Regions from separate parts of the Homo sapiens genome. Here all the other regions are linked to region 3. Evidence: read pairs that join two places in POLR2A ChIA-PET (ENCODE). Cell type or tissue: MCF 10A. All regions are shown on one strand. Each heading gives the region's core, and the rest is flanking DNA. Links, peaks and the distances in the headings are about the cores only. Region 1 overlaps RNF212B (ring finger protein 212B). Region 2 overlaps LOC105370406 (a long non-coding RNA gene). Region 3 overlaps SLC7A8 (solute carrier family 7 member 8).

The links. ChIA-PET counts read pairs that join two places held together with the same protein. Peaks named below come from ENCODE experiments on the same cell type or tissue, not always from the same donor. Only the 100,000 strongest peaks of a DNase experiment are listed, where the experiment ranks them.
Region 1: POLR2A ChIA-PET joins it to region 3 with 5 read pairs; 6 of 35 experiments call an interaction of 5 or more read pairs at or near these places.
Region 2: POLR2A ChIA-PET joins it to region 3 with 7 read pairs; 2 of 35 experiments call an interaction of 5 or more read pairs at or near these places.

The regions. Positions count from the first base shown.
Region 1 is chr14:23,243,481-23,250,551 of GRCh38, forward strand. RNF212B (ring finger protein 212B) reads left to right here. Exons shown (of 15, transcript NM_001282322.3): 4 at 842-916. Among named protein-coding and RNA genes, the nearest start is that of RNF212B, 9.1 kb to the left of the region's middle. In MCF 10A, for the core only: no CTCF peak of the experiment used is centred there; no DNase peak of the experiment used is centred there.
Region 2 is chr14:23,206,818-23,213,888 of GRCh38, forward strand. It overlaps LOC105370406 (a long non-coding RNA gene), which reads right to left. Exons shown (of 4, transcript XR_943606.3): 2 at 476-640. It also overlaps a transcript of RNF212B not described here. Among named protein-coding and RNA genes, the nearest start is that of SLC7A8, 27 kb to the left of the region's middle. RefSeq lists an enhancer at 1-184. In MCF 10A, for the core only: no CTCF peak of the experiment used is centred there; a DNase peak (open chromatin) is centred at 3,434.
Region 3 is chr14:23,133,812-23,140,882 of GRCh38, forward strand. It overlaps SLC7A8 (solute carrier family 7 member 8), which reads right to left. Exons shown (of 11, transcript NM_012244.4): 5 at 6,660-6,813; 6 at 5,613-5,736; 7 at 4,110-4,213. Among named protein-coding and RNA genes, the nearest start is that of CEBPE, 18 kb to the left of the region's middle. RefSeq lists a silencer at 3,789-4,083. In MCF 10A, for the core only: no CTCF peak of the experiment used is centred there; a DNase peak (open chromatin) is centred at 3,760.

The DNA.
Region 1 (7,071 bases), core at 2,076-4,575, 110 kb after region 3:
AGCTCAGGAATTTGAGACCACCCTGGGCAACATAGTGAAACCCTGTCTCTACTAAAATATAAAAAATTAGCCAGGCGTGGTGGTGCGGGCCTGTAGTCCCAGCAGCTTGGGAGGCTGAGGCACGAGAATTACTTGAGCCCAGGAGGTGGAAGTTGCAGTGAGCTGAGCTCGCGCCACTGCACTCCAGCTTGGGCTCAGAGTAAGACTCTGTCTCAAAAAAAAAAAAAAAAAAAAAAAAAGCAAGCAAGCAAGCAAGCAAGCAAGCAAAGAAACAAACTTGCAGATAGAAGTTTGTAAAAAGAGTATAAATAACAGGCCAGCTGAGGAGGCTCACACCTGTAATCCCAGCACTTTGGGAGGCTGATGCGGGTGGATCACCTGAGGTCAGGAGTTCGAGACCAGCCTGGCCAACATGAGGAAACCCTCGTCTCTACTAAAAATACAAAAATTAGCTGGGTGTGTTGGTAGGCACCTGTAATCCCAGCTACTCAGGAGGCTGAGGCAGAAGAATCACTTGAACCCAAAAGGCGAGGGTTGCAATGAGCCTAGATCACACCACTGCACTCCAGCCTGGGTGACAACAGCAAAACTCTGTCTCAAAGAAAAAAAAAAAGTATAAACAACAGATGGAAGCATTATTTGTGACCACTGTTACAGAAGCACAAGGTAAGGAGAATTGGACATATAATGTACATCTAGAAGAGTGGAGATCTCCCTTTTACACACAGTGGAGATAATGTCAGGTACATTAGAAAAGGTGGTACATCTTTTGTCATGTTAGTCAGTATTTTATTTTATTCAATTGTGGATATTCTCACAGTGTGTATTGCTCTCTTCGTAGCTGAAGCCTCAGGAGAAGATGTTTTTCAAAAGTCCTGTGGAGACAGCTTTGCAGTATTTTAGTCACATCTCTCAGGTATGAGAAACAAAAGTGAAGAAAATCTGACTCTCCAGGCAAATTCTAATTGCATCTTATTCCTTTATCAAAGGTTTTCTTTAAACTGCATTTGTACACAATGGAGGGAAATTGACTGCTTTCTTTGCTTTCTTCCTTGATGATACAAATTTCAATCAGTTAACTTTTTATTGACCCAGAATCTGTGATAGGCTGTAAAAGTCACTAAGTAGCTAACATCTTGCCTTGTATTTCCTAGTTGTATTAATTAATTTCTACGACTAAAGGTTGTTTTAGGGAGCTTTATCATTTTTCTCAGCAGATAGATGCACCTTCTAAAAATTGCTTTGAGTATATAGGCCTGGCCCTGCAAACAATAGGTTTGATGGTTTAACTTGCAACCAGTAGTTTATAGCACTAAGTTTACGAGAGTATTTCTTGTTTCCCATTCTCACTTTTCAATAACCTTTTTAGTAATACTTACCTCTTCATTTAGTGTTCATAACTGGTTGCTTGAATTTTAGGAAATATCTTTTCTTGATGTGTCATATGTTGGCATACAATTGACTTGATCAGGAGCAACAGGAATGTAGAAGAAGGTAGAGAGAAGGCAGGACAACCATTTGAGAGAGTTCCCAAGTTGTAAAAACTTTGGTTTTTTTCCTTCTACTCCCCATTTCTCTTAGATTATTCTATAGCCTCATGGAATTCCTATCTTGGCATATTTCTTGAGGTTTTTATCACTGTTCCCTTTCTATACTCTTACTTCTTATTCTTTTGAAAATACCCCTTTTCTAAACCTCAAGATGATCCTTAGTCATTTTCTGGTTGAAGATTTAATTTTTCTTCAGTGTCCTGCCTCTCAATCCTCACTCTAGAGATGGAGTAAGGGGAATTAAGGCTTGCTGCTTGCTGTCTTTAGCTGCTTGGTTGAGCCATCATATTTGACATACACTATATTTAACATTATAAGTATATTAAAATCCAGCTGAGACTCAAGGAGAAATGTAAACAAGGTCATAGGAACAAGAGAAAGAGCAGACCTTTAGTTAATAAATAAACCTAGGCATAGTTAATGATCAGTAGAGAAATCATATGTAGTCTGAATCCTAACCTGCCTGATCATGGGACCAATTACACATGGTCAAGTATCAAGATAAAAGAAATGGAAAGGGTCAGTTAATCATCACTTTAGTGAAGGGCCAATTTGGTGAAGTCAGCAAAGTCTGAAAATGTGTTTTCCTAATTTGTGAAGCTGAGTAACTGATCCAATACCTAGATTGTTTCATTCAGGCTTCTGCTCAAAACATTCTTCTTCAGTCAGTCCTTTAGTGACTCTCATATTTCAAATAGTAGCCCCAACATTTTCTACTCCTTACCATGCTTTTTTTTGCATTGTAGTTCTTTTCTCTAACATTATGTTATATATTTGTTGTCTGAATCCTGCACTGGAATATAAGCTCCATGAAAACAGATTTGGTTGGTTTTGCTTATTGTTCTCTTTTAATAGTCCTTAATAAGTAGTGGACGCTCAAGACGTTGTCATTGAATGAATGAATGAATGGAATGTTGTTGTAAATATCTATTTATGTTTTTATGTTCTCCAATCTCTACAAAGACTTAAGGCCATTTTTCTGCTGTACTTTGTGCTAATAGTTGATCAAGCTGACTGTTTTGAATTCTTTACTCACCTCAAGATAATCTTTCTGAGGGACTGGAGAACCTCATATAGATCTGTAAGTCTGTAAGTTTTCTTTTCTTTTTTTTTTTTTGAGATGGAGTCTTGCTTTTGTCTGTCACCCAGGCTGGAGTGCAGTGGCAAGATCTCAGCTCACTGCAACCTCTGCCTCCAGGGTTCAAGCGATTCTCCTGGGGGCAGGGCAATTTCAATCTTACTCATCTTATATGTCAGCTCCTAACATAGTACCAGGAGCATAGAAGGATTCAATAAATAATTTATGAAAGAATTAATGAACTAATCTTCCCTATTGAAGTTTTCCTTTAATGTATATGAAATACAGTAAAGTGATAATACTGGGAAAACTGTTGATGTAGAAATCTAATGACCAACTCGGCCTGCTAACTTATAGCTTTATTTCTTTGAACCAGTCATACTTCCTCACATGTAATATGAAATAATAATACTTATCCTACTTCTTGTAAAGATCCAATGAGACAATGTTTATGGAAATATTTTAAAAACTGTAAAGTACTTTAAAAAAAAACAAACAAAAAACAGAGACAGTCTTGCTATATTGCCCAGGCTGTTCTCAAACTCCTGGCCTCAAGCAGTCCTCCCACCTTGCCCTACCAAAGTGCCAGGATTACAGGTGTGAGCCACCATGCCCAATCTGAAAACTGTACTTTATTAGTTTAAAGAATAATGTGGAAAAGTCATGAAAGGTTATGAGTGATCACAAACCCACTTAAAAATAGTTGAAGATCATATAAGTGAAAAGAAGTTTGTATTTTAAAAAATTGTTGGCCGGGTGTGGTGGCTCACGCCTGTAATCCCAGCACTTTTGAAGGCCACGGTGGGTGGATCACCTGAGGTCCGGGGTTCGAGACCAGCCTGACCAACATGGAGAAACCCCGTCTCTACTAAAAATAAAAAATTAGCCAGGTGTGGTGGCACGTGCCTTTAATCCCAGCTACTCGGGAGGCTGAGGCAGGAGAATCACTTGAACCTGGGAGGTGGAGACTGCGGTGAGCCAAGATCGCACCATTGCACTCCAGCCTGGGCAACACGAGCAAAACTCCATCTCAAAAAAAAAAAAAATTGTTTTCAAGGGGAAGTATAAACACCCCATCTACTTTTTTTTTTAGGTCCACTAGTTTTCATGCAATCACCTTCTTTTTTAATAACAGCTTTATTGAGATGTAATTTACATACCATAAAATTTACCCTTTTAAAGTATGCAATTCAGTGGTTTTTAATACATCCACAGAATTGTGCAAACACTACTGCCTAATTTTCAAACATTTTCATCACCCCAGAAAGAAGCTCTGTACTTATCGGCAGGCACTTCCCAAACCCTTCCCACCCTCCCCATCCCCAGGCGATCACTAATTTACTTTCTGTTGCTATGGTTTTTCCTGTTCAGGGCATTTCATAAATATGGAATCATATAATGTATGGTCTTTTGTGACTTGCTGCATTCACTAAGTATAATGCTCTCAAGTTTCATCCATGTTGTAGCATCTCTGTTAGGACTTTATTAGTATTTCATTCCATTTTATGGCCAAATAATAATCTATTATATAAATGGATATACATTTTACTTATCCATTCATTAGTCAATAGACATTTGGGTTGTTCCTACTTTGGGGCTATTATAAGTAATATTGCTATGGAACATTTATGTACAAGTTTTTACATGGACATATATTTTTATTCCTCTTGGGTATATACCTACGAGTGGAATTTCTGGGTCAAATGGTAACTCTATATTTAACTTTTTTAGGAACTGCCAGACTGTTTTCCCAAGTGGCTGTACCATTTTACATCCTTAGCAGCTCTTTTAGTCTGTCTGGGCTGCTATAATAAAATACCTTAGACTGGGCAATTTCTAAATAACAGAAATTTAATTTTAACAGTTCTGGAGGCTGGGAAGTTCAACATCAAGGCACTAACAGATTCAGTGTCGGGGGAGGGCTTACTCTTTGCTTCCAAGATAATGCCTTCTTGCTGCATCCTCACATGGCAAAAGTGGCAAACAGGCTCCTTCAAGCCTCTTTTTATTTAGTTTTTTGAGACAGGGTCTCACTCTGTCACAAAGGCTGGAGTGCAGTGGTGTGGTTGTGGCCAGTGGTGCAATCATGGCTCCCTGCAGCCTTGCCCTCTTGAGCTCAGGCGATCCTCTCACCTCACCCTCCCAGGTAGCTGGGACTACAAGCACATGTCACCACACCTGGCTAGTTTTTGTGTTTTTTTTTTTTTAATAGATACAGGGTTTTACCATGTTGCCCAGGTCTCGAACCCCTGGGCTCACGCAATCTGCCCGCCTCAGCCTCCCAAAGTGCTGCAATTACAGGCATGAGCCACCACGCCCAACCCCAAGCCTCTTTTTTTTTTTTTTTTTTTGAGACAGAGTCTTGCTCTGTCGCCCAGACTGGAGTGCAGTGGCACGATCTCGGCTCACTGCAATCTCCGCCTCCCGGGTTCAAGCAATTATCCTGCCTCCACCTCCTGAGTAGCTGGGATTACGGGCATGCGCCACCACACCTGGCTAATTTTTGTATTTTTAATAGAGATGGGGTTTCACCGTGTTGGTCAGGCTAGTCTCGAATTCCTGACCTCGTGATCCGCCCACCTCAGCCTCCCAAAGTGCTGAGATTATGGGCATGAGCCATCACGCCCGGCCCCCAAGCCTCTTTTTATAAGGACACTAATCCCATTCACAAGAGCAAAGCCTTCATGACATAATCACCTCCTAAAGCCTCCATCTCTTAATACTATTGCATTGGGAGTTGAGTGTCAACAAATGAATTTTTGTGGGACACAAATATTCAGACCACAGCAGGCCAGTAAATATTTTAAGCTTTGCAGGCCATACAATTTCCGATGCTGCTACCCAACTCTGCTGTTGTAGCATGGAAGCAGCCATAGACAGCATGTAAGCAGCCACAGACAGCATGTAAGCAAATGTGTGTAATTATGTTCCAATAAAACTTATTTACAAAAACAGACAGCTGGTTATGGTCAGTTGTTTGCTGACCCTTGGTCTATTTTATGGTTTTTAAAAGATTTTTGAAGTCATATGTTTTTACTAATATATACATACATAATTGCTACATATACTGTTGGAATAAAATCAGGTCAAGATTTGATCTCATCAATAGACCAGAGCTTCTCCATCCCTCAGCTGAATTAAGAATTTGAACAACTGAGGTACTCAGTGGGCCAGGCGCAGTGGTTCATACCACTTTGGAGGCCAAGGTGGGAGGATTGCTTGAGGCCAGGGGTTTGAGACTAGCTTGGGCAACATAGTGAAACCCCTTCACTACAAAAAATTTAAAAATTAGCTGGGCATGGTGGCACACACCTGTAGTCCAGCTACTCAGGAGGCTGAGGTGGGAGAATTGCTTGATCCCAAGAGGTTGAGGCTGCAGTGAGCCATGATTGCACCACCATACTCCAGCTTGTGTAAAAATAAAAAATTAAAAAGAGATACTCAATGGTGCTTTTGAAGAAAAGTTGTATTTAGTTTGATATTATTTTACCTAAAAAGGAAAAGCTTTCAGTATTTAGGACTTCTGAAACAGTGTAGTTGAATTCTTCATCACTACTGAGCAGGGGATTGAGGAACCTTAGGCCAGTGTGAGGTAGTATTCCTTTGATCATACAAACTGTGCAACCCAAAACATAACCCTCTGCCTGGTGGGCTGCTGTGGCTCTCATCCAGAGTGGGTACTTCAGACATCTTACTAACAATTCTCCAATTGCTTTTGCTAAGAAAGCATTTTTAGGGTTCTTTTTTCCTCAAATCTGTTCCCTCTGAACCGTCACGATAATCTATTTCAATTACAAATCTGAACAAGTAACTGCCTTTTCAAAATCCTTTGGTGGCTTCCTATCACTTAAGTTTCAGACTGCTCAGAGTGATACATAGTTACCTTAACGTTCTGGTTCCTCCTAACCTCTCCAATTTCAATCACAACTACCATCTCACCTCTCATGTACAAACACAAGTTATTACGTAAGGTTATTTATTACCTAATCTATTAGGCAGATTCAGTTCTTTGCAGTTCTTTTACAGACCATATACTTTCATACCTTTATACCTGAAATGCCTGATTTCTACACTTTAAAAACTAAGTTAGGCCAGCCGTGGTGGCTCACGCCTCTAATCCCAGCACTTTTGGAGGCTGAGGGGGTGGATCACTTGAGGTCAGGGGTTCAAGATCAGCCTGGCCAATATGGTAAAACCCTGTCTCTACTAAAAATACAAAAAATTAGCCAGGTGTCATGGTGGCGCGTGCCTGTAATGCCAGCTGCTTGGGAGGCTGAGGCATGAGAATTGCTTGAACCTGGGAGGCAGAGGTTGCAGTGAGCCTAGAATGTGCCACTGCACTCCAGCCTGGGTGACAGAGCGAGACTCTGTCTCAAAAAAAAAAAAAAAGACTGAATTAATAATTACCTCTTAATCATTATCTCTATATCTTGTAAGTACTTG
Region 2 (7,071 bases), core at 2,337-4,836, 73 kb after region 3:
CAGTAACTATTTTAGCAAAACAAACAAACAAACAAAAAATCAGGTGAAAACAGAATTCAGATAACTGAGAAGAAAAAGAAAAACAAACTTTCGTTAAAAAAAAAAAGACAAGGTCTTAGAAGAGAAAAACAACAACAACAAACAAAAACATGAAGGCCTTTCAAATACAAACATGCACACATACACACACACATCTTGGGTGTGTTATCCTTTTAATTAAGCTGATTTTTAACCATTGAGCTGCTTAAAATTTTTTTTCTTTAAATCTTATTACCATATTTCAGCTAGGACAAAATGCTGCTATTTCAGAAGTACAGCCAACAACAAGAGTTAAGCGAAACTAACAATGATCACACAACATACGATTTCTGAGTGTTCTAAGTGTAAGTAGGAATTAACACCAGCTGGCTGGTAAATGCTAACTTTAGTCATTTAAAAGGAATTGGCAAGACAGAATCCCAAACCAGTTTCTTACCTAGTGATGGGTCTCAGGCTGTAGACTGCTCTCTACTATTCTAGAGGCAGGAAAAAAAACCTCATCTTCCCTGTTGGAAGCCAGCTCAAATTCCATAAAGGAGTTACCTGCCTTTCATCGTCATGGAAGGAGGAAAACTTGCCTTCCTGTTGGAAGCAAGTAAAACTACAAAAAACAAAAAGAAGAGTTGTACAGCAAAATAAACTTTAGATCTCCACCAAATTTGGGGAGATCAGGCATTCTCTGTAGAGGGTATTTTCAGACCTCAGCAAATTGTCCTATTAGTTTGAGCCATAGAGTTAGCTCATGCTGGTACCAAGCACAGATAGGAGATTTGTCAAAGGTCGGGGGCAACTCCACTCAGAATCCTCCCATGGTTACCAAAATGCGAATCCTGAAAATTTGAGACAGGTCTCAGTTAATTTAGAAAGTTTATTTTGCCAAGGTTGAGAACACGCCCCTCCATGACACAGCCTCAGGAAGTCCTGACAACATGTGCCCAAGGTGGTCGGGGTACAGCTTAGTTTTATACATTTTAGGAAGACATGAGACATCAATCAATATATGTAAGAATAACATTGGTTCAGTCTGGAAAGGTGGGACAACTTGAAGCAAAGGTAGGCAGACTCTAAGCGGAGAGGGGGCTTCCAGGTCACAGATAAATGAGACATTGCATTCTTTTGAGTTTCTGTTAGCCTTTCCAAAGGAGGCAATCAGATATGCATCTATATCAGTGAGTACAGGGGTGACTTTGAAGAGAATGGGAGGCAGGTTTGCCCTAAGCAGTTCCCAGCTTGACTATTCCCTTTAGCTTAGTGATTTGGGGGCCCCAAGATTTATTTCCTTTCACAATAAGGGCAACCTGGGCTCCTTGGAGAAATGGCTTTTAGAGCTGGGTCAAGGAAAGCACGAGATGAGTGTGGCACATTTCAAAAGACTTAGGAGTCAGCCGGATGTGGTGGCTCACACTTGTAATTCCAGCACATTGGACGAGAAGATCACTGGAGGCCAGGAGTTTGAGACCCTGTCCCTCCAAAAATAAATAAATACATAAATTAGTCCAGAGTGATGGTGTGTGCCTGTAGTTCTAGCTACCTGGAAGATTGGAGCTGGAGAATAACTTGAGCCCAGGAGTTCAAGACTGCAATGAGCTATGATCACACTGCACTCTAGAATGGGTGACAGAGTGAGATCCTATCTCTAAAAAAAATGACATAGGAGTCAATCTGAAAGTGCTCTTCCATGGCCAAAGCTGGAATAATTTGAGCAACAAAATAAGTAGCACAGTATTGTTACAGGAAAGGGGCCCAGACCCAGACCCCAAGAGAGAGTTCTTGGATCTCACTCAAGAAAGAACTCAGGGTGAGTCTGCAGTGCAAAGTGAAAGCAAGTTTATTAAGAAAGTAAAGGAATAAAAGAATGGCTACTTCACAGACAGAGCAGTCCCAAGGGCTGCTGGTTGCCGTTTTTTTTTTTTTTTTTTTGAGACGGAGTCTCACTCTGTCGCCCAGGCTGGAGTGCAATGGCGCGATCTCAGGTCACTGCAAGCTCTGCCTCCCAGGTTCACGCCATTCTCCTGACTCAGCCCCCTGAGTAGTTGGGACTACAGGTGCCCGCCACTACGCCTGGCTAATTTTTTGTATTTTTAGTAGAGACGGGGTTTCATCGTGTTAGCCGGGATGGTCTCGATCTCCTGACCTCGTGATCCGCCCGCCTTGGCCTCCCAGAGTGCTGGGATTACAGGCGTGAGCCACCGTGCCCGGCCTGGTTGCCCATGTTTATGGTTATGTATTGATGATATGCTAAACAAGGGGTGGATTATTCATGCCTCCCCTTTTTAGACCATATAAGATAACTTCCTGACGTTGCCATGGCATTTGTAAACTGTCATGGTGCTGGTGGGAGTGTAGCAGTAAGGACGACCAGAGGTCACTCTCGTAGCCATTTTGGTTTTGGTGGGTTTTGGCCGGTTCCTTTACCGCAACCTGTTTTACCAGCAAGGTCTTTATGACCTGTATTTTGTGCTGACCTATCTCATCCTGTGACTTAGAATGCCTTAACCATCTGGGAATGCAGCTCAGTAGGTTTCAGCCTCATTTTACCCAGCTCCTATTTAAGATGGAGTTGCTCTGGTTCACACACCTCTGACAGTATTAGATTATAATCCAATGTATAAAATGTGTAAAAGTATCTAATATTAGATATCCAATGTATAAAATATACATGCCTCCATACTGATATAAACAAATGATTGACTAAAAGACTAAATGGTGGAGTGGAAACAAATCTTTACAGAATACTTTGACTTCCAAATTTTAAATAATATATGTAGATACTTTTTCTTGCAGGAGGTAATGCTTAACCACTTTGAGGGTAGGCTGGATTGAGGGACTCTCTTTCAAAGAATAGATGGAAAGGGAAAAATAGTAACTTTACAGTGGAGAAACCTGGCAACCACTCTCTTAAACAACAACTCAAAATTAATATCATCAGTTAGATATATGGATATCATGTACCCCTGATACAACATGATGACAGGGCACTTTGCCTCTGTGATTCTTTTAAAACATCTATGACTGGCCCAGTGAGGTGACTCAAACCTGTAATCACAGCACTTTGGGAGGCCGAGGTGGGCTGATCACTTGAAGCCAGGAGTTTGAGACCAGCCTGGCCAACATGATGAAACCCTGTCTCTGTTAAAAATACAAAAATTAGCTGGCATGATGTGTGTGCCTGTAATCCCAGCTACTGGGGAGGCTGAGGCAGGAAAATTGCTTGAACCTGGAAGGTGGAGGTTGCAGGGAGCCAAGATTGCACCACTGCACTCCGCCTGGGCAATAGAGTGAGACTGTCTCAAAACACGAACAAACAAAATAAACAAATACCCCTATGACTAAGTTGAATCATGATACAAGCATCAGACAAGCCCAAACTGAGGGACATTCTACAAAACACATGACCCATTTTCCTTAAAACCGTCAAGCTCATGAAACACAATGAAAGATTGAGAAACCGTCTCTGACCAGAGAATGCTAATGAGACATGACAATGAAACGCAGTGCGGTATATAGGCTTGGACTGTAGAACAGAGAAAGGATATTAGTAGGAAAATGAGATTTGAACAAAGTCTGGAGTTTAGTTAATTATAATGTGCCAATGTTGGTTTCTCAGTTTTGACAAATATCACATAGAAATGTAGGATGGGGTGGGCGTGGTGGCTCACGCCTATAATCCCAGAACTTTGGGAGGCTGAGGCGGGTGGATCACGAGGTCAGGAGTTTGAGACCAGTCTTGCCAACATAGTGAAACCCCGTCTCTACTAAAAATGCAAAAAATTAGCTGGGTGTGGTGGTGTGAGCCTGTAATCCCAGCTACTCAGGAGGCTGAGGCAGGAGAATTGCATGAGCCCAGGAGGTGGAGGTTGCAGTGAGCCAGGATCACGCCATTGCCCTCCAGTCCAGGTGACAGTGTGAGACTCTGTCTCAAAAAAAAAAAAAAAAAAAGAAATGTAGGATGATAACATTAGGGAAAACTGAAACTGGGTGAAGGATATCCAGGAACTCTCTGTACTACCTTTGCAAACTTTCCTGTAAATCTAAAATTATTCCAAAATAAAAAGCTATTTTACAAAAAGATAATGAATAAGATAATGTTATAAACAGTGTTAAAGCAACAAATTCACTTTGGGAGGCCAAGGTGGACAGATCACGAGGTCAGGACTTCGAGACCAGACTGGCCAACATAGTGAAACCCCGTCTCTACTGAAAATAAAAAAATTAGCTGGTCGTGATGGCGTACGCCTGTAATCCCAGCTACCTGGGAGGCTGAGGCAGGAGAATTGCTTGAATCTGGGAGGTGAAAGTTGTGGTGAGCTGAGATTGCACCACTGCCCTCCAGCCTGGGCAACAGAGTGAGACTCTGTCTCAAAAAAAAAAAGAAAGAAAAAGCAACAAATTGAACAACTTAGATAAAAATGGACGAACTCCTTGAAAGACATAAACTACTAAAACACAGGCAAGATGAATAGATAACCTAAATATCTCTATACCTATTAATATAATTGAATTTGTAGCTAAAAATCTTCCCACAAAGAAAACTCCAGGCTTAGATGGCTTCACTGGTAAGTTCTACCAAACATTTAAGAAAAAAATAATGCCAATTCTACACAAATACTCCCCAAAAGTTAAAGAGAAAGGAATAGTTCCCCAATGATTCTTAGAGGTCAGCATTATTCAGATACCAAAATCATACAAAGATCGTACCAGAAAACTAAAGACCAGTTCCTCTCACGAACATAAATGCAGCAAATAAAATCAAACAATGCATAAAAAGGATAATACGTCATGAACAAATTTATCCCAGGAACACATAATTGATTTAACATTCAAAAACAATGTAATTCACCATAGAGACACACTTAAAAAATAAAAATTAGTATTATTATTTTTGAGACAGAGTCTCCCACTGTCACCCAAGCTGGAGTGCAGTGGTGCAAACTTGGCTCACTGAAACCTCTGCCTCCAGGATTCAAGCATTTCTCTCGCCTCAGTCTCCCAAGTAGCGAGGACTACAGGCACATGCCACCATACCTGGCTAATTTTTTTGTACTATTTTTAGTAGAGACAGGGTTTTGCCATGTTGGCCAGGCTGGTCTTGAAGTCCTGACCTCAAGTTATCTGCCCTCCTCAGCCTCCCAAAGTGCTGGGATTACAGGCATGAGCCACCGTGCCTGACCAAAAAAGAAAAATTATATTAACAGATACAGCAAAAGCATTTAACACAATCCAATATCCAATCCTGACTTTAAAAAAATCTCAACAAATTAGAAATAGAAGGGAACATCCTTGAAAGGGCACTTAGGAGAAAATTGTAGCCAGCCTTATACATAATGGTGAAATACTGAATGCTTTTTCCCTATGATCAAGACTAACACAAGGATGTCTGCCTTCACCACTTCTCTTCAACATTATGCCGATGGCTATGGCCACTGCAGTTAGGCAAGAAAAAATAAAGGTATACAAACTGGAAAGGAAGAAGGAAAACTGTTTTTCTTTTTTTGAGCTCTACTGCTTAAGAAGTAAAACTTAAAAGTGTTTTTACTCACAGACGGCATGATTATCTATCTAGAAAATCAAATGGAATCTGTGAAAAAGCTCTATAATAATGGGGTTTGAAAAGTTTGTAGAATACAAGATCAATAACAGAAAAATCAGTTGTACTTCTACACAATAAGCAATCAGAAATTTAAACTTTATTTTTTATTTTTAAATTTTATTTTATTTTATTTATTTATTTATTTTTGAGACAGAGTCTCGCTCTGTCGCCCAGGCCCAGGCTGGAGTGCAGTGGCGCAGTCTCGGCTCACTGCAAGCTCCGCCTCCTGGGTTCACACTATTCTCCTTTATTTTTTAATTTAATAGAGATGGAGTCTTGCTATGTTGCCCAGGGTGGTCCCCTCCCACCTCAGCTTCCCAAAGTGCTGGGATTACAGGTGTGATTCACCATGCCCAGCCAGAAATTTAAATTCTAAAAGACAATACCACTTTTTAGTTTTTGTTTATTTTTCTAAAATTATTTACTTTATTTCTTTTTACAATTTTTTGAAGTAATTTCTTTTTTGCCAGCCTAATAGTAGATTTCAGACATTATCATTTATGATAATATCAGCAAATATAAAATTATTAGGGATAAATCTGATAAAACATGTAAAAGACCTGTACACTAAAAATTATAACACAGGCCGGGCATGGTGGGTTATGCCTGTAATCCCAGCACTTTGGGAGGCCGAGGTGGGCATATCACAAGGTCAGGAGATCGAGACCATCCTGGCTAACACAGTGAAACCCCGTCTCTACTAAAAAATACAAAAAATTAGCCGGGCGTGGTGGCAGGCGCCTGTAGTCCCAGCTACTCGGGAGGCTGAGGCAGGAGAATGGCGTGAACCCGTGAGGCGGAGCTTGCAGTGAGCCGAGATCGCACCACTGCACTCCAGCCTGGGCGACAGAGTAAGACTCCGTCTTAAAAAAAAAAAAAATTATAAAACGTTACTGAGAGAAATTAAAGAAGACCTAAATAAATGAAGAGATATACTTTGTTCATGAGATGGAAGACTCAATATTGTTAAGAAGTCAATTTTTCCCAATTTGATCTATAGATTCAATGCATTTCCAATAAAAATTCCACCAGGAGTCATGAGGCGGAAAGAAGAAGTATTGAGACAATTCATCCACATTCTCCTGTCCCTCTGGGTATCAGCAAATCACTGCAGAGAGCTAAACTTCCACCCCGACTCGGCAGCAAGAAGGTGGTGGGAGTCAGTGCTCAGCTTTTCCTGGAAAGGTGTCAGTGGGACCCAGTGGGGAGCTGAACATTTACCACTTTTAGGAACTGTGTGCTCTACCTAAACAGGGTGACTGCATGCCAAATGAAGAAAGAAAGAGAGAGAAGAAGTGAGGAAGAGAGGTAGAGAGAGAGAAAGAGAGGCAGAGAGAGAAAATGATTCAGCCTCACAAAATAATACTCAAAATGCTTAGTATATAATCAAAAAGCACTCATCATACAAGAACCAGGAAAATCTCAGTTTAAATGGAAAAAAC
Region 3 (7,071 bases), core at 2,791-5,290:
AAACTCTGTCTCAAAGAAAAAAAAAAGGGAACATTATGTAGTCATAATGTTTTTGAAAAAATTTGATTACATGAGAATATGCTCAAAATATAACATCAAATGAAAAAACAGGACTGAAAACTATAATGCAAATAATTTTTTTTTTTTGAGACATGGTCTTGCTCTGTTGCCCAGGCTGGAGTGCAGTAGCACGATGATGGCTCACTGTAGCCTTGACCTCCCAAACTCAAATGATCCTCCTGTCTCAGTCTTCCAAGTAGCTGGGACTACAGGTGTGCACCACCACACCCAAATGCCAATTAATTTTAAGATTATTTATGGGCCTATTTATTAAAATGCTAACTGATTGTCTCTGGGTGGTGAAATTATGGTTAATTTTAATTTTCTTCCTTATACATTAGAGAAAAAATTTTAAAAATCGCAAAATGCAGCCTGGGCAACATGGTGAAACCCTGTCTCTACAAAAAATACAAAAATTAGCCAGGCGTGGTAGAGCGTGCCTGTAGTTCCAGCTACTGAGGGGGCTGAGGTGGGAGGATCACTTGAGCCTGGGAGGTTGAGGCTGCAGTGAGCTGTATTTGCACCACTGCACTCCAGCCTGGGTGACAAAGTGAGACCCTGTCTCCAAAAAAAAAAAAAAAAAAAAAAAGAAAAGATAAGGAAAAGGAAAAAATGAATAAAATTCTAAAATAGATGGAATATTTATAATCAGAATAAAGATTTTTTAACTTAAAAAATTAAACTTTTTATTTTTCCAATTTTTAGAGATGGGGTCTTGCTCTGTCACCCAGGCTGGAGTAGAGTGGCGTGATTATAGCTCACTGCAGCCTCCAATTCCTGGGCTCCAGTGATCCTCTAGTCTCAGCCTCCTGAGCAGCTGGGACTACATGTACATATCACCGTGCTCAGTTAACTTAAAAAATGAAACTTTTTATTTTGAGATAATTGTAGATTTGCATTCAGTGAATCTTACAACCAAGTACAGTTGTAAGAAATAATAAGGAGAGATCCTATGTATCTTTTGCCCAGTTTCCTCCATTGGTAACATGCTACACAATTATATTATAATATCACAACTAGGATATTGATGTTTAAATCAATTTTATTTTTTACTTATTTTTCTTTGCTAATTTTTTGTAGTGACAAGGTCTTGCCTTGTTGCCCAGGCTGGTCTGGAACTACTGGGCTCAAGCAATCCTTCCACCTTGCCTTCCCAAAGCACCGGGATTACAGGCGTGAGCCACCACGCCCAGCCCTAAAAGTTATTATTTTTTTAATATTTTTTATTTTTATTGAGACAGAGTCTTGCTCTGTTGCCCAGGCTGGAGTGCAGTGTCACGATCTCGGCTCACTGCAACCTCCGCCTCCTGGGTTCAAGTGATTCTTCTGCCTCAGCCTCCTGGGTAGCTGGGAGTACAGGCACCTGCCACCACGCTCAGCTAATTTTTGTATTTTTTTTAGTAGAGGTGGGGTTTCATTATATTGGCTAGGCTGGTCTCAAACTCCTGACCTTGTGATCCGCCCGCCTCAGCCTCCCAAAGTGCTGGGGATTATAGGTGTGAGCCACTGCGCCTGGACATAAAAGTTATTTTTAAAAAGAAAAGTTTTAGGCCAGGTGCGGTGGCTCACGCCTGTAATTCCAGCACTTTGGGAGGCTGAGGCGGGCGGATCACGAGGTCAGGAGATCAAGACCGTCCTGGCTAACATGGTGAAACCCCGTCTCTACTAAAAATACAACAAATTAGCCAGGCGTGGTGGCAGGCGCCTGTAGTCCCAGCTACTCGGGAAGCTGAGGCAGGAGAATGGCGTGAACCCGGGAGGCAGAGTGTGCAGTGAGCCAAGATTGCGCCACTGCACTCCAGCCTGGGCGACAGAGCGAGACTCTGCCTTAAAAAAAAAAGAAAAATTTTAAGAGAATAATTTGAATGTTCCTAGCATAAAGAAAAGACAATATTGAAGGAGATGGGATATCTCAATTACTCTGATTTGATTTTTACACATTATATCAATGTATTGAAACATCATCTGTAGCTTGAAAATATGTACATCTATTATATACATATGAATATGAAACTTGAACATAAAAATCAGCCCTCCTTCCCTTTTACTCTCCTAAGAGAAAAGTGAATATTAGAAGCTGTCAACAGTAATTTACATGTCAGTGCAAATTGGACCACTTTTTTCTTTTTTCTGGGGAAAGGCCCACCTAAGGGATGACAGGCAGGGTACAGCTTGATAGGAACAAAAAGGCACATATTCAGCACACTGGGAGTTCAGAGGAGAATAGTCATTTACTTTGTAATTTGTGTATGGAGTAGACTGAAGCGAACAGCAGCAGCTAATCAGAAGTGTGGGAGCTGACTGTATCCCCAAGTACCCATAAGCAGTAACCATCATGAACTCCCTAGGCCGGTGTCACTAGTTTCATGCAGCCATACACATCCCTGTCCCCTCTCCCATGCTACTGCCCCTCTACAGGGCAGTCTCATGCACCAGGTGCTCTGTGGGGCTCATCGTGCACATAGCCAGGGTCCTGCACTCACGTCCCCCCTCCACATGCAGACAAGACCAAGTGTAATTGTCCAGATCCAACAGCATTTGCAAGTGTCAGGTTCACAAGAGACAGTCCTTGCCCAGCTAGCCGATAACGGAGGAGACGATGACATTAAGCATAACACACATCCACACACTCTGACTCTTCAGGAAGGATCATCCTCTCCCTACCCGAGAACACAAAGGAGTGACAGAGAGATAAAGAAGGAGGGAAGGAGAAGGAAGGAAGAAGGAACTGGAAAGATGAGCAGGGGAGGCCTGGGTGGGTGAGGTCTGGCCTCTGAATCGGAGGTGGAGCACACCATGCGCCACCGTTTCCTGCATGCACACACGACTAGACCACATGCACGCAGACCGCTGCTAGGCCTGCCTGAGGGACAAACCCCACTCTAAAGTGACTGTAGCCAGTCACTCTCCTCCAATAGATCTCAGGGAGCCTCACGGGTCACTGTTCCTCCACCGCTTGGCCTCGGCGGGGCCTCCGTGTGGCCACTGCTCCTGTGTAACATGCACACGAGGTTGCTGTGGGTGAGCGTCACAGGGTCCCGGGGTACAGGGGACACCCACACCACCTCTTTCCAGCCCTGGGTCCTAAAAACATTGCACTCCCTTGTTATTTCACAGGAACTCTTCCTGATGTGACGGCTTTGGAAGCAGCTGAACTCACGGACTCATCTTTGGAGCAGGACTGTACTTTCTGAGGGCAGGGGGTGCTTTCTAAGAACCTGGGAGGATCCCTTGAACCACACAAATGGAAGTCATTCAACATCTGCTAGCCTCAACAGCCCCTTCTGAAGACAGCAAAAGAAAGGGCCGGGTCCCTGGATGCATGGAGGCAGGACCTGGGACTCGTGGACCCGCTCGCACTTCTGGCTTCTGAGAGTGCTCTGGGGTGGGGGTCACGGATAAAAGGCTCTTTCTTTGGACAAATGTTTGCTTTCCACTTTTCCCCACCCTCTCACTTCACATTCTCCACCTGAGTCTCATGGGTGGCCTCAAAAAGGCCTCTACAGCCACCTCTCTGTTGAGCAGGGAGGAGCTCTGCATTCTTGGGGCAATCAGGGTGAAGCCATCCCACCTGCAGGCTAGTTCCAGAACATTCATGGGAGGCCAGACCCAGAGGCCCCAGGCACAAGTCTCCCTCTTGGTCCCTTTCCAAATGGGGTTCTTTTCTAGCCAGCAGCAGCCTGTTTACAGGTACAGGACTGCAGCCAAGATACTGCCTTGCTGCCAACCACAGCCACTGACTGGGGGCGGCGTCAGGCAGGCTGGCGGCCTCCTCTGTCTTCTGCTCCTTTTGAAATGAGACAGGCCACTACATGTGAAGCACCTAGGACCCGTATGCCACACACATCGCAGGTGACCACGTGAGCAGCACACACTCCTCAGCATCCACACTGACACACACGCCCTCATGTGAGCAGTCACCCCTCTGCAAGCCCAACATCCAGATGCCCACACAGACCCCTGCTGACAGAGACAAGCCCACCATATACAAATAGCAAAGTGCACAGCAGAGTGGCCCCTGGCCGGGGAAGGGCCCAGGCAGCACTCACCGAGAGGAGGTGAAGAGAGACCCATTAACTCCTCCAAATGTGGACAGGGCAACAGAAATGGGCATGATCCAGGCCATGACTCCTAGGAGCTTCTCTCCAAAAGTCTGGGAGAGGAACCAAGGAGATAAGCAAAGGAGAGGTCACCACTCCCCGACCCCTCAGCTCCCACTTCACTCTGGGAAACCGTTTCTCCTATCTCCACCCTTGCTAATTCTCTCTCGCCAAGCTTCTTAATTGCCCCCACCCTCTCAAGGGTGGACCCCTACACAGGGTGGTTAATGCATGTTTTAGGCTAATTAACTGAAGGAGGTAGTACACACTGGTAATAATAATAATGAACTAACACTTACTAATCTTGTTTTATGGGTGAGGAACTGAGTCACATAGTGATTAAGTAGCTTGCCTAAGATTACACACCCAGCGAGTGGAGGGGCCAGCATTGGAAGCCAGGTGGTGTGATCCAGGCCTTACATACATTATATGATTTCTCCAGCACAGGGAAGGGCACAGGCTTGTCAGGCAGATCTGTCAGGCAGATCCAGGCTCAAATCCTTGCCCTCCAGCTAGGAGCTGTGAGACCTTGAGCAAAGTTTATGATTTTTGAGCCTCTGTCTCCAACTGCAAAATAGGGATTAATCCAGAATCACAGGGTGAGAATTTCTCAATTCATCAAAACAGATGAGTTGGGGGTAAAATAATAGGAATGAGCCCCTCCTTAGTCTGAGAAAGAAAAGGCTGTGAAGCTATAGATGAATCTTCATGTATTTAAGGACTATACAATGCAGGAGACCAGCCTTTTCTATATTCCCTGAGCCAGGTTTACAGCACATTACCAAGGAGAGATTGTTCAGAATAGAAGGCTGTTGGTCATAAGAACAGGCTGCCCCAGGAGATGGGAGGACCTCTTTCTTTACAGTCTTTTGAGATAAGGCCAGTGAAGAGACTGGCAGGCTGGGTGGTGGCCCAGCCTGATGCCAGGTGAGGGAGCAAGGTGCCTCCCAGGTCCTTCTTAGATGTGAAGGATCCCAACCCCTTGCACCAGCATGGTCTCTTTCCCCAAAGAGCACACCTGACTTCTGCTTCTGGAGGAGAAGGCAGAGAGAAAAGGCATGTCTTGTGCAAGATTATGTCTTTCTGAGGAGGGGCCTGTCTGCTTCATACCACTCTCACATTTAGAGCTTTAAGTGCCCGAGACTAGGAGTTGGCAAACTTTTTCTGTAAAGGGCCAGATAGTAAATGTCTTATAGCTTCTCAGGCCACGCGGTCTCTGTGGCAATGACTCGGTTCTGCCATTGTAGCTGTTCTAGGTACAACCCAGCCACCTGTTTGCTCCTGGGCACTTAAAGATACCCCAGCCAATGACATATGTGGTTTCTGCCCTGAGAACTTGGGGGTGATTTCCACTTCCACAAGGCCATGGATCAGGGAAAAGTGAGTGGGGCTACAGCAGGCAAGTCTATGTCTGCATTCCTGGTATGAGACTCTGGGACTTTCATTTCTTACCACAGCGACGGCGTTGGATGCCAGCAGCTCCTGGGGGGACATTGCAGTGACATAAGCGACATTGGCAAAGACATACACAAATGTGACCAGTGGGATGGAGATGAAGATGGCTCTGGGAAGGTTCCTGTAGAGGGAGAGGAGGTGAGGGGAAGGGCTGGCACCCGGGACACCCGCCTTGCCATGGAGTCCAGGGGGTGTCTTCTGTCTTTCTGCATGCGTGTAGCCTTACAGCCTTCTGTGAGGCTTCCTTTCCCTGGGAGGTGGGCTTTGTCTCAATATGGGCAGGATAATTTAAAGGAAATGAGGCTGAGCGTGGTGGTTCACACCTATTATCCCAGCCCTTTGTGAGGCCAAGGAGGGAGGATTGTTTGAGCCCAGGAGTTCGAGGCCAGCCCTGGCAACATAGCAAGGCCTCTTCTTTACAAATTAAAAAATTAACTGGGCATGGTGGCATGTGCCTGTAGTCCCAGATACTTAGGAGGCTGAGGTGGGAGGATTGCTTGAGCCCAGAAGACTGAGGCTGCAGTGAGCTATGACTGCACTGCTGGACTCCAGCCTGGGTGACAGGGTGAGACCCTGTCTAAAAACAAAACAAAACAAAAGAAAAAATAAGTTAAAAAAATGAAGGCAATAAAACAACTCAGGTTGGAAATACGCTCCACACCTGTTGATCTTGACCTGAATCTCCACAATGCACCTTTTCCCCCTGCCTCAAGACACCAAGACCGGCCTGTCCTGAAACAAGCAAGATTCCCAGAAGCCTCTCAGGGCACAATTCATTCTCTAAGGCAGTAGTGTTACTGCAGGACAGTTTTCAGCTTCTAATCTGCTCTGGGAAAGTCACTGGATCCTTTCCTCCTCCTGGTGGGGTGAACGGCAAATGGTTTAAGTGCCTGGGAAATGAACTACGACTTCAGGATAGATCAAATCACAGTTAGAATGGGGCTTTGGAAGGCGAGGTGGGCAATGGACACCTGCTCCCTCTTTCCAGCAGCAGGTGCTGTGGCCCTTCAAGGGAGAGGGAATAGCCAGGCTCTTTCAACTCACTTGTAGGGATCAACAAGCTCCTCAGTCACGTAATTCAGAAAGTTCCAGCCTCCATAGGCAAAGGAGCCCTGAAGGAAAGCCAGTGCGACGAGGCCGATGTCAGGTTCCTGGAAATTCTCAAATGCATTCTTTGGCTCCAGCCAGAAGTACTCTCCTGTGGACACAAGCAACAGGAGGCCGCTCAGTGAGACAAGTCAGGGGCCCAGCAGCCCCTGGCCTGCCCTGGCCCACCTCTCACCCCTCCCTGTGGCAATGACACCAACTCTGTCTTGTCTCCAGTGAACCCAACATATTGGATAAATTGGGATAAAGGGAGCAGGGAATTTCAGGTCCAGGGCTTCCGAGACCCCGGAAACTACGAGTCCAAATGAGGGTTTAAGTGCCGTTCTGAATGCTCCTTTTGTAAAAGGCA